Linked DNA regions of Homo sapiens: region 2 is linked to region 1. The links are chromatin loops, found by intact Hi-C in ENCODE. Cell type or tissue: natural killer cell. All regions are shown on one strand.

Region 1 (5,000 bases):
ATATATGAATGGGTCCAGCTGTGGACTCCTTATTCTCTTCCACTGGTGTATTTCCCTTGAGCTAATAACACATACTTTGATTACTGTAGCTTAGTAGACTGAGGACTACATCTTCTTCTTTTCACCAGTTCCTGGAGATTCTTGGTTATTCTTGATCCTTCACATTTCCAAATGAAAAGATTAGAACAGCTTAGAACAGCTTGTCAATTTCCACAAATACACACAGAGACACACTCAGATTTGCAGAGATTTTTAATGAGATTGTTTTAAATCTATAGATCAATTGCTTTTACAATCAAATCTCTAAGAGAATTGATGTCTTTGCAATATTGAATCTTCCTCTTTGTACATAGAGTATCTTTCCATTTATTTGTGTTTTCTATAATTCATTGAAAGTTTTATGTTTTAGTTATTTATCTTCAACATAATTCTTTCCAATGGCTATAGAATATTTTTTGGTTAACATAAAAATTTATTAATTAATCTCCTTGTGTTGTAAACCTAGGTTGTTTCTGTTTTGTTTCATTGTTGTAAATAATGTGATTATGAACATTCACAAGTATACATATTTTAGTGCCTTTCTGTCTCCTTGGAATTGACTCCTGAAACTGGAATTTCTGGAACATACAGCTTGCACCTTCATATTCCCCAGTGAGTTCTATCATTTTAAACTCTCTCCCAGAGTTATAATAGGTTCCACTCTTGTGAACCTGGAGAATAACTCACTGTATTTTCCATTTGAATTTTTTAATTACTATTGACAGTGAACTAGTTTTCATCTGGCCATTTGTAGTTCTTTTGTGAATAGCCTTTTCATGGCTTTTGCTCAGTGTTTTTATATTTTCCTATTACTTAATAATTGCTCTTTCTATACCACATATAACCCCTTGTCACGTGTATTTACAAAATATGTCTGTGTGATAAATGAATTAACCAGTATACGTTTGTTACTGGAGTGGAACTTTACAGAAGAGCACAAAAAGAAAACCTTGTTAAGCCTGTTGGAAATGTGATTATTCCCTGAATGTTTATGTCCTTTGCACATTTAGGAATATCATAGCAATAATGAACTTAGTAGTAGGGACAATCAGCAACTAAATGAAGTAGAAGACAGATAATATAATTGCATGGGAAGAACATAGAAATTAGATCCAGAAAACTGGGTTCTAGACATGACCTCACTGCTCTTTACCTCCATGATCTTGATTAAACCATATATTCTCTCTGAGTCTTAATATCTTCATCTGTATAGTGGGTGCACTTATACTTATTTATCTTCCAGGTCTAAGATGAGATCATATATGAAAAGCAATAGTGCAAACAGTGAAAGTTATACCATAGAAATTATAATGCCAACAAATATAGTGTAAGTGTGGCAAGTTGAATGTATGCTTTATTTAAATTATCGTCTTTTGAGGTAACCTAATTTATAAAATATTCAGCCTAATGGCCATCATTCTGAGTCTGTGGTTTGTGAGTTTGTACTAATTTGCATGACTCCTTTTAAAAAGAAATGGTTTGTTGTTTGAAAAAATCAAGTTGACATCCTTTGTGACTGTTCAGAGTGTGTTTGTGGTTTATTGGCTTCTAGGGCATTAGGTTTCTGTCTCCCATATTGACAGTCTTTATGAGCTCGTTAGCCACTGTTCTGGTAAAAGCCATTTTGATCTGTGATGAGGGCACTACATTAAAAGAGTATTGAAGTTGGAAATCTATATTTTGGTTCTTTCATTAGAATGTGCCCTTTACAAAAGAGGCAATATGAATTTGCATTGCAAAGGATTGCTTATTTCTTTTTAGAACTCTTGAAGTCAGGTAATTTAATTATGTCTATGCCATAGCCTTTTATCTTCCTCTGCAAAGAAACTCTCTCTTCTGACACCTCATATTGGAAGCCGGTCTTCTTATCCCCAGAATTAATTAACATGCAAATACTTGTCTAGAGATATGGGAACAGTGCTTTTTCAATTAGCATTTAAATATCACTCTTAATGATGTTAGATTGACTCTTTTAAGGGAAAATTAAAATAGTATAGTCATCTCTGGATTATTTCCTAGAGCATATTATTGATATTTCTGAAGATATGGGCTTAGTAGGAGCTTTTATCTTCTACTGTTCACAGACTGATTGAGTCAGATCCAGGGTTGGACTGGACAGCAAAGCCTGGTTCTGGCCTTCCTTTGCCTCTGGTTTCCTAGCTAGGCCTGCTGATCGTGCCCTGCACTGCTTCTCAGTAGCAAGTGTATTTATGTAGGAGCGGCACCTGCAGGAACTGTTTGCAACTGGGAAGGGTACCCAGAAGCAAGGAGGGAAGTATAGAGGAGCTTTGGTAGCAATCATCTCCCAAAAAATAAAGAAGATGAACTTTGGAGTTAGAGATGCATAGGTTCAAATGTTGCCTGTGCCACTTTGAAGCAGTATGATGTTGAGCAAGTTACTTCCCTTCACTGAGACTCAATTTCCTCATCTGTAAAATATAAATAGTAATATTTACCAGTCAGGTTGTTAAGAGGGTTAAACATGACAGTATATATGCAATATGTCTTACGTAAGTCAGAGTAGGCTCTCTGCTGTAACAAAGAACTCCAAATCTCAGTGGTTTAACTTAGGTTATGATGTGGTTTGACTGTGTCCCCACTCACATCTCATCTTGAATTCCCACATGTTGTGGGAGGGACCCAGTGGGAGGTAGTTGAATCATGGGGGCAGGCCTTTCCTGTGCTGTTCTGGTGGTGACGAATGAGTCTCACGGGATCTGATGATTATATAAGGGGGAGTTTCCCTGCACAAGCTCTCATCTGGTCTGCTGCCATGTGAGGTGTGCCTTTCACCTTCTGCCATGATTGTGAAGCCTCCCCACCACATGGAACGGTAAGTCCATTAAATGTCTTTTGTAAACTTCCCAGTCTTGGGTATGTCTGTATCAGCAGTGTGAAACAGACTAATACAGGTTATTTCCTGCTGGAAGAAAGAGGAGGGCTTTGCTTCATGCAGACATTCAGGGACCCAGATATCTTTCATCTAGTGGCCTTGTCATTTTCTAAGGCCTTGGAACCCTCATTGAATCATCTGTCTCTGGCTGGCAGGAGACGGGAGAGAGTGAACATGGATTGTGCAGAAGGCCAGGCTGGAGGTAGGGCACATTGCTTCCACTCAGATTACATTGGCTAGAACTCATAGCCATACCTACTTTGTGAGTTTTTTTTTTTTTTTTTTTTTTGAGACAGGGTCTTGTTCTGTTGTCCAGGCTCTAGTGCAGTGGTGTGGTTGTCCAGGCTCTAGTGCAATGGTGTGATCAGGCTTGACCACCTGGGCTCAATCGATCCTCCTTCCTCAGCCTCCCAAGTAGCTGGGACTACAGGTGTGCACCACTCCACCTGGCTAATTTTTTTTTTTTTTTTGTAGAGATGGGGTTTCACCTTGTTGCCCAGGCTGGTCTTGAACTCCTGGGCTCAAGTGATCCACCCACCTCAGCCTCCTGAAGTGCTAGGATTACAGGCATGAGCCACTGTTTCTGGCCACCATAGCTACTTTCAAGTGAACCTGGGAAATTTGTGCTTAAGAGAAAACCAAAATGGATTTGTTTAATAAACACATAGTCCATCACTATGTAGTTCACCACAAACATATAGTAATACTTGTTGAATAAATGAAAGGAAGAAAAATGAAATGAATTTTCTTCTTCATAGATTCCTAGAGTATTAGAGCTGATGGGGGCCTTGGAAGTGATAGAGATTTTACCCCTTCTTTTATAGATGAGGAGCCTGAGGGCTTGAGGAATTTAGTGGCCAATGCAAGATCATCCAGCTGTTTAGTGGCAGGACCAGAACTTGAACCCACTTTCCCCAAATGCTGCTGTTTATTCTGCATTTAATTATTTAAAATATCATTGTTTTCTGCCATAGGGTTGCCCTTGCCTTTTGGAATGTGAAGATGGGTTAGGAGGTGGGAGGGGGGTTAAGGATGTTATTCTGATCATGATAGCTAGACTTCAGTTTTCTTTGGGGAAGAAGAGGTTTGGTATTTTAGGGTAGATATACCCTCAGGGCTGGAGGCTCTACAGCTTCTCAGTAATTTGTACTGAGAGTGAAAATTAATCTTCACTCACTCACTCATGTGTTTAAATAGCTTTTCTTTAGTCCCCTCCTATGTGTAACAAATCATCCAAGGTGATATGGATGCAATGATGAGCAAGATGTTCACAGCCTAAGGAAGGTGTCAAATATTTACACAATAATTACTAAATGAAATGAGGAGCAAGGAAGCAACAAGGTGGAAGGGACCAGCTGCTAGGGTGGGGAGGGAGAGGGCATAAGGAAAGCTTTATGGAGGCAGGGTCTTGAAGAATGGATCACAGTTTTTTGGGAATTTGATCTGTCCTGAAATACACACACTTGTGTTTGTGTAGTTGGTGCAAATCACCTTGGCCAGTTGTGGATGTGCATTGAGAAAAATGAAAGAAAGAAACTGACAAAAACCCAAAATGATGATCAATGCTCCTGTGAGCATTTGGTGCTCACATTTACCATTCATCGATAATTTTGTCAAGTTTTTACCAGTAAATGATTAATAAAATAACCTTCCAGATACAGCTCAAACATCAATAAGCAATATTTTATCACATGCCAGCAAGTTTTAGATCCAATGTGCCCAGCAATTTTTGGTTAGGTACAGACCCTTAGAATTTGTAGGGGCAGGGGTAAGATGCATGAAATAACAGTAAACTAAGTACCAGTATGAAGAGGAAGACACACACCCGTGTAGAGGATGTGCAAACACGTATATAGGTTTGCATTAGGAGGCCTGGTTTTCAGAAAGGTTTCTGTGAGATGTACTATTTAGAGCTGAGTTTTGGAGGGCTGATGGACATGCTTAGGAGTTGGCATCTCAAGTATAGTTACTAAATAGTGGTGAAAGAGCACGGGTTACTCTATAGTCTGGTGTAGAGGATTTTTGGAGAAGGGGGATCGAATGGAAGTTTTATAGTTAGTAAGTGGCA
Region 2 (5,000 bases), 81 kb after region 1:
TTAAAATGGGATTTGATTTTATAAACTTTACAATGGGGCCAGTCTGTGATCTATCCTTCTTAATAATTACGGAATCTGTTTCCTAATTCTAACATAACTCAGGATTTTTCAAAAGGGAGAAAAAAATCATGTTTTTTATTTCTCTCCATTCCAAGAATAAATTTATGGAATGGTAGAATTGAGCACGAAGTGGGTACTTAAAAAGATGACAATAGTGTGTGGATAACATCCTTTCAGGCATCTTGTAACCATATTCCTGTTACTAAAAAAGAGCTGCTATGCCACAGTTTATTCTTCCAGTGAATTCGGTTCAAAAGGATAGTCTACTGGCCTTATCAGTTCAAATTTTTCATTTTGTAGCCCAGCCAATAATTCATTATCTTATAAAATTCTCATGCTTTTGGCCATATCACTGTGCCCAGTGATAGACTGTACTGCTGTGGCATCTTCAGTGAATCACTTGTCATTTTGAACCTGGGACTTATTACATTGCTGTCTTCCCCCTGGGTTTCCTAATAGAGAGTTGCTTTGGCTTTTGTTCTCACAGCTCAGAGTCACATTCATGGATGAGTGAGTAGAGCTGGGCTCTGCTGCGTCTGACTAGATGGCATTTTAGAAGCAGGTCTGATGATTAGCTGGGTCATCTTTCCGCCATTCACCATTTGCAAGGAATCTGTCACGCATAAAGACACTCGTGGGCTCTGTCAGCAGTGAGAGACAATTAGTGAAGAACAAGCCCACGATGGGCCAGACAGACAGGGCCGAGGGGGCCCTTAGAGACCTCTGACTTGTTGCCCTTCACAAGCAGAGTGTCTTCACCACCAAATGGCGGCAGCCCCTCCCTGGCCTGCTCACGTGCTTGCAGAAGATTTGCAGAGTGGAAGAACAGAGCAGCTGAATCCCTATCTTGGTACTACCTCTGGCCATGAAGAATAATGCTACATAGCAGCTGCCTACCTCCTAACAGAACTGGGGAGGTGAAGAGCCTGCAGGGATTTCCTGTGTTTGTATGGGAGAAGATTCTACAATTTCAGAGACTGTTTATCCCCAAGAAAACTGAATGAATGCAGCGAGGTGGCAAGAGCATTTGCCGGCACTGACAGAAAGTATATGAATATATAGTCTTGCACCACTTTGGGTTGGGTTGGAGTGTGTGTGTGTGTGTGTGTGTGTGTGTGCATATGCATGCATGAGTGTGGCCCTTCATGTTTTTAAAACTATAACTTTTATTAATTTTTTCAACATGAAGTACATGTTTATTATGGCAGTTTGAAAAAAAACACAATAAGATGAAGAAAAATAAGAATTACCCCTACTCCCATCTAAGCACTGTACATCCCAATTTTTATCCCTGTCCTCCAATTAGTTTTCTCTGCCTGCATATCCTTTTCATAAAAAGAATAGGATTTTCTCTGCATTTCCTTATAAAAAGTGTTATATTTTCCAACTGATAATACACTTATTTTTTTTTGTCGATGTGGGACTATTTAGAGAGACTAAACTGTGTAATTAAAATGATGCATCTTTTTAATATTCCTCAATGGCATACTCCAAATGATCTTTATATTCATGGCTTAAAATTAACTAAATTAAGTTTTCAATTTTATTACAAGAATGGGATTATATTGTACCTGCTGCTTTACAAGTGGCATCTTTTATATAACATCAAACTGTCTTTCTGTGTCATTATTTCTCTGTGCCAATGATTTCAATATCCTTTGTGTTCACAACACACTTTCGAGTCCTATAATTTTTGTGGCATGTTTGAAGAGATAAAAGGACACTTAGCTACTAAAAAGATGACAATAAGTATAGCAATGTCTTTCACTCTCAAAACCATTGTCCCACTTTTTGCTCCATCCCCGTTTGGAACCATGTTCCAAGCAGTAGAGCTGTTTACGGCTCCCCTCTATGCACTCTTATATCCTCAAAAAGCAAAGTTTAGCACAGTCTGGGCTTTATTCTGAGATTTTATCTCTTCCTAACAGCAAGATGGCCTCTACACTGCCTGATGATCCAATCAGCTTCGTGTTCCATTTCCACAAGAGTACGTGTTCTGGGAGGGCAAATGAATTTTACCTGTTGATCCAAATGTGATGGCACGCTTATGAAGGGTTGATAGTCTACGTGTTGCCACTATTCGCTGCCGTCATTTTCAATGATGCACAGCTTTCCAGTGTGTGGATGCGCCGTCATGTCTTAACCACTTCCCTGCGTGGATCTTTAGGTCGGTTTTGCCTTTTCATTGTTATAAACAGTGATGCAAGGAAGGGAGTGTTTGTGGTTAAATCTTTACATTCATCATATGTTACAATGAACTGGATCCCTGGTTTGTTTAGCGCCAAACATATTTTAATTTTGTTCTCAATTAGCTTTTTTATATAGCAAACTACCCCCAAGATGTAATGGCTTAAAACAACAAATGTATTGGCTTAAAATTTAGCCCACAATTCTGTGAGCTGGCTGGGCTTGCTCTTCCGATCTGGGCCAGCTCAGCTGATTTCTGCTGGGCTCTCTCGTGTATCTGTGGTCAGCTGGTGGGTTGGCTGAGGCAGGATGCTCTAGGGCGGCCTCACTCATGTGTCTGGAAAGTAGTAGGCTATTTCCTGGGGCAATGGGTCGTTTGTGTCTAGGTCACACGCCTTTTATCTGTCAGGTTACCCTGCCTTCTTTACTTGGTAGTAGTGGCAGGGGTTCCCCAGACAGCAAGAAGGCAAGCCGCCATGTGGAAACACCTTTCAAGCCTCTGTTTGCATCCCTTTTGCTGACATTTCTGGCCAAAGCCAGTCATGTGCCAGCTCAGAGTCAGTGCGGGAGGGCTCTACCAAAAGGCATGGAGAGAGGAGCGGAATAATTTGGGTCCGTTTCGTGCAATCCACCACAGCCAATATTTTTAAATTGAGATTTCTGGGCCCTATTGAAAAACAATCTTTGGCTACTCTGGATCCCTGTCCTTGAATCACAGTAACAGGCAAGCCTTTCCTAGCATGCCATGGTCCTTCCCATCCCCCACCCCACAGAATGCACATCCTTTGCCCAGCTCCTTCCACCTGCTCACTACCTGCTCAGCCACATACGTTTATGGCCTCCAGACATACAGCCATGATGATGCTTAGCATAATCTCCTAGAAGTGGAATCGCCGGGCTTAAAGTATTAATAACATATTTTTAAAAACTATTTTGACTTTTTAATACTTTTTAAAAACTTTTAAAAAATATTTTAGGGATGGATGTGGTGGCTCACGCCTATAATCCCAGCGCTTTGGGAGGCTGAGGCGGGCGGATCACTTGAGCTCCAGGAGTTCGAGACCAGCCTGGGGAACATTGTGAAACCCCGTCTCTACTAAAAATATAAAAATTAACCAGATGTGATGGCCAGTGCCTGTAATTTCAGCTACTCGGGAGGCTGAGGCAGGAGAATTGCTTGAACCCAGGAGATGGAGGTTGCAGCGAGCCAAGATCGCGCCACTTCACTCGAGTCTCGGAGACAGCAAAACTCCGTCTTAAAAAAAAAATTAACTTCCGTGGCCCACTGTGAAAGTTGCTGTTGGACACACAGACACACACACACACAGGCCTGAGGCAGCAGGATGAATCTGTCTTCATCCCTTTCTCTGGGGAGTTCTCCAGGTGTGGCAGCTTTGGACAGAGCCTCACCTCATTCAGCTATTCAGCAAACTCTCAAGCAGAGGCTACTGCACACCAGTCACTCCGCTAAGCAGGGAGGCGAAAAGATTACTAATAAATACACAGTTCCTCTTCTCCAGGAACTCACTGTTTGACCAATGAGACAGACATGAAGCTCTAATTACAACACAATGCAATCAGGCCTGCGCCTGAGTATCGAGTCTATGGGAATGCAGAGGAGAAATGATCCATTTGCCTGGCTTCTTGGGAAGTGAGAGGTATGGGAAATAATAACACTGTATCTAAGGCTCTGTCACTTGGGCAAGTTACTCCACCTCTGGGTGCCAGTTTCCCCACATGTAAAATGCAAACAAATAACAGTACCCACCTATGGTCACAGTGAGGATTCCATGAGATGAAAGGTATAACATGCTTAGAACAGTGCCTGGCAAAGATGTTTTGTTAAACCATTGAGTTGAATTCTTTTGGCTATCAGAGTTTTTCTTTTTCTTTTTCTTTTTTGAGACGGAGTCTTGCTCTGTCGCCAGGCTGGAGTGCTGTGGCATGATCTTGGCTCACTGCAATCTCCACCTCCCTGGTTCAAGCGATTCTCCTGCCTCAGCCTCCCGACTACAGGTGGGTGCCACCACGCCCAGCTAATTTTTGCATTTGTAGTAGAGACGGGGTTTCGCCATACTGGCCAGGATGGTCTCAATCTCTTGACCTCGTGATCCACCTGCCTCAGCCTCCCAAAGTGCTGGGATTACAGGCGTGAGCCACTGCGCCCGGCCCAGTTTTTCTAATCTTCTTCACCCTCCCAGGGCTCTGAGAAGTGTGAGGGTAGAATCACCTCCTGCAGATGTTTGTGGTATAGAAATAGAAACTGCATAGTCCCTCAATATCTTTATCAGGACTCTAAAGATAAGTGGCTATGAACTGTGGCACACTTCAGAGCATACTCAGAGTTGGGGTGGATTCTGATCTAACAGTTGTCTACCATTAAATGAATAACTACAGTCTTTGAGCAAATTCTTGCTGATTACAAAACACTATGCAAGTTACCAGAGATACAAAGATGAATAAGCCATAGTCTCTGCTCTCAGGATCTCAGCCTGCTGGGGAGACAGCTATAACCACCAGCAACTATGGCAAGCACAGAGGGAGCAATTAAGTTGGCCACAGAGGAGGTAATACTTCAACTGAGCTTTTGTAAGTCCTGCCCAAGTTAGCATGTTGGTCTCTTTGGGAGGCCTTAATGTGTATGGGCAGCAGAATCCCATTTAATTTATTTTACATCCAGTTTGACAAATGGCTCTCCTTGCCATGGATATGCAAGATAAATATGCCTCCAAAATGTGATCTCAGAGCAATTT

Evidence for each region. Hi-C counts contacts between places; a loop is a spot of excess contacts. Peaks named below come from ENCODE experiments on the same cell type or tissue, not always from the same donor. Only the 100,000 strongest peaks of a DNase experiment are listed, where the experiment ranks them.
Region 2: it touches region 1 in a loop (6-fold over the local background); 3 of 110 quality-filtered maps call a loop at or near these places.

Annotation. Positions count from the first base shown.
Region 1 is chr12:93,770,615-93,775,614 of GRCh38, forward strand. The region is part of intron 2 of CRADD (CARD and death domain containing adaptor protein); the gene reads left to right. Among named protein-coding and RNA genes, the nearest start is that of CRADD-AS1, 35 kb to the left of the region's middle. In natural killer cell, no CTCF peak of the experiment used is centred here; DNase peaks (open chromatin) are centred at 1,607 and 2,727; H3K27ac peaks cover 1,334 bases.
Region 2 is chr12:93,851,688-93,856,687 of GRCh38, forward strand. It overlaps a transcript of CRADD not described here. Among named protein-coding and RNA genes, the nearest start is that of CRADD-AS1, 120 kb to the left of the region's middle. In natural killer cell, no CTCF peak of the experiment used is centred here; a DNase peak (open chromatin) is centred at 2,574.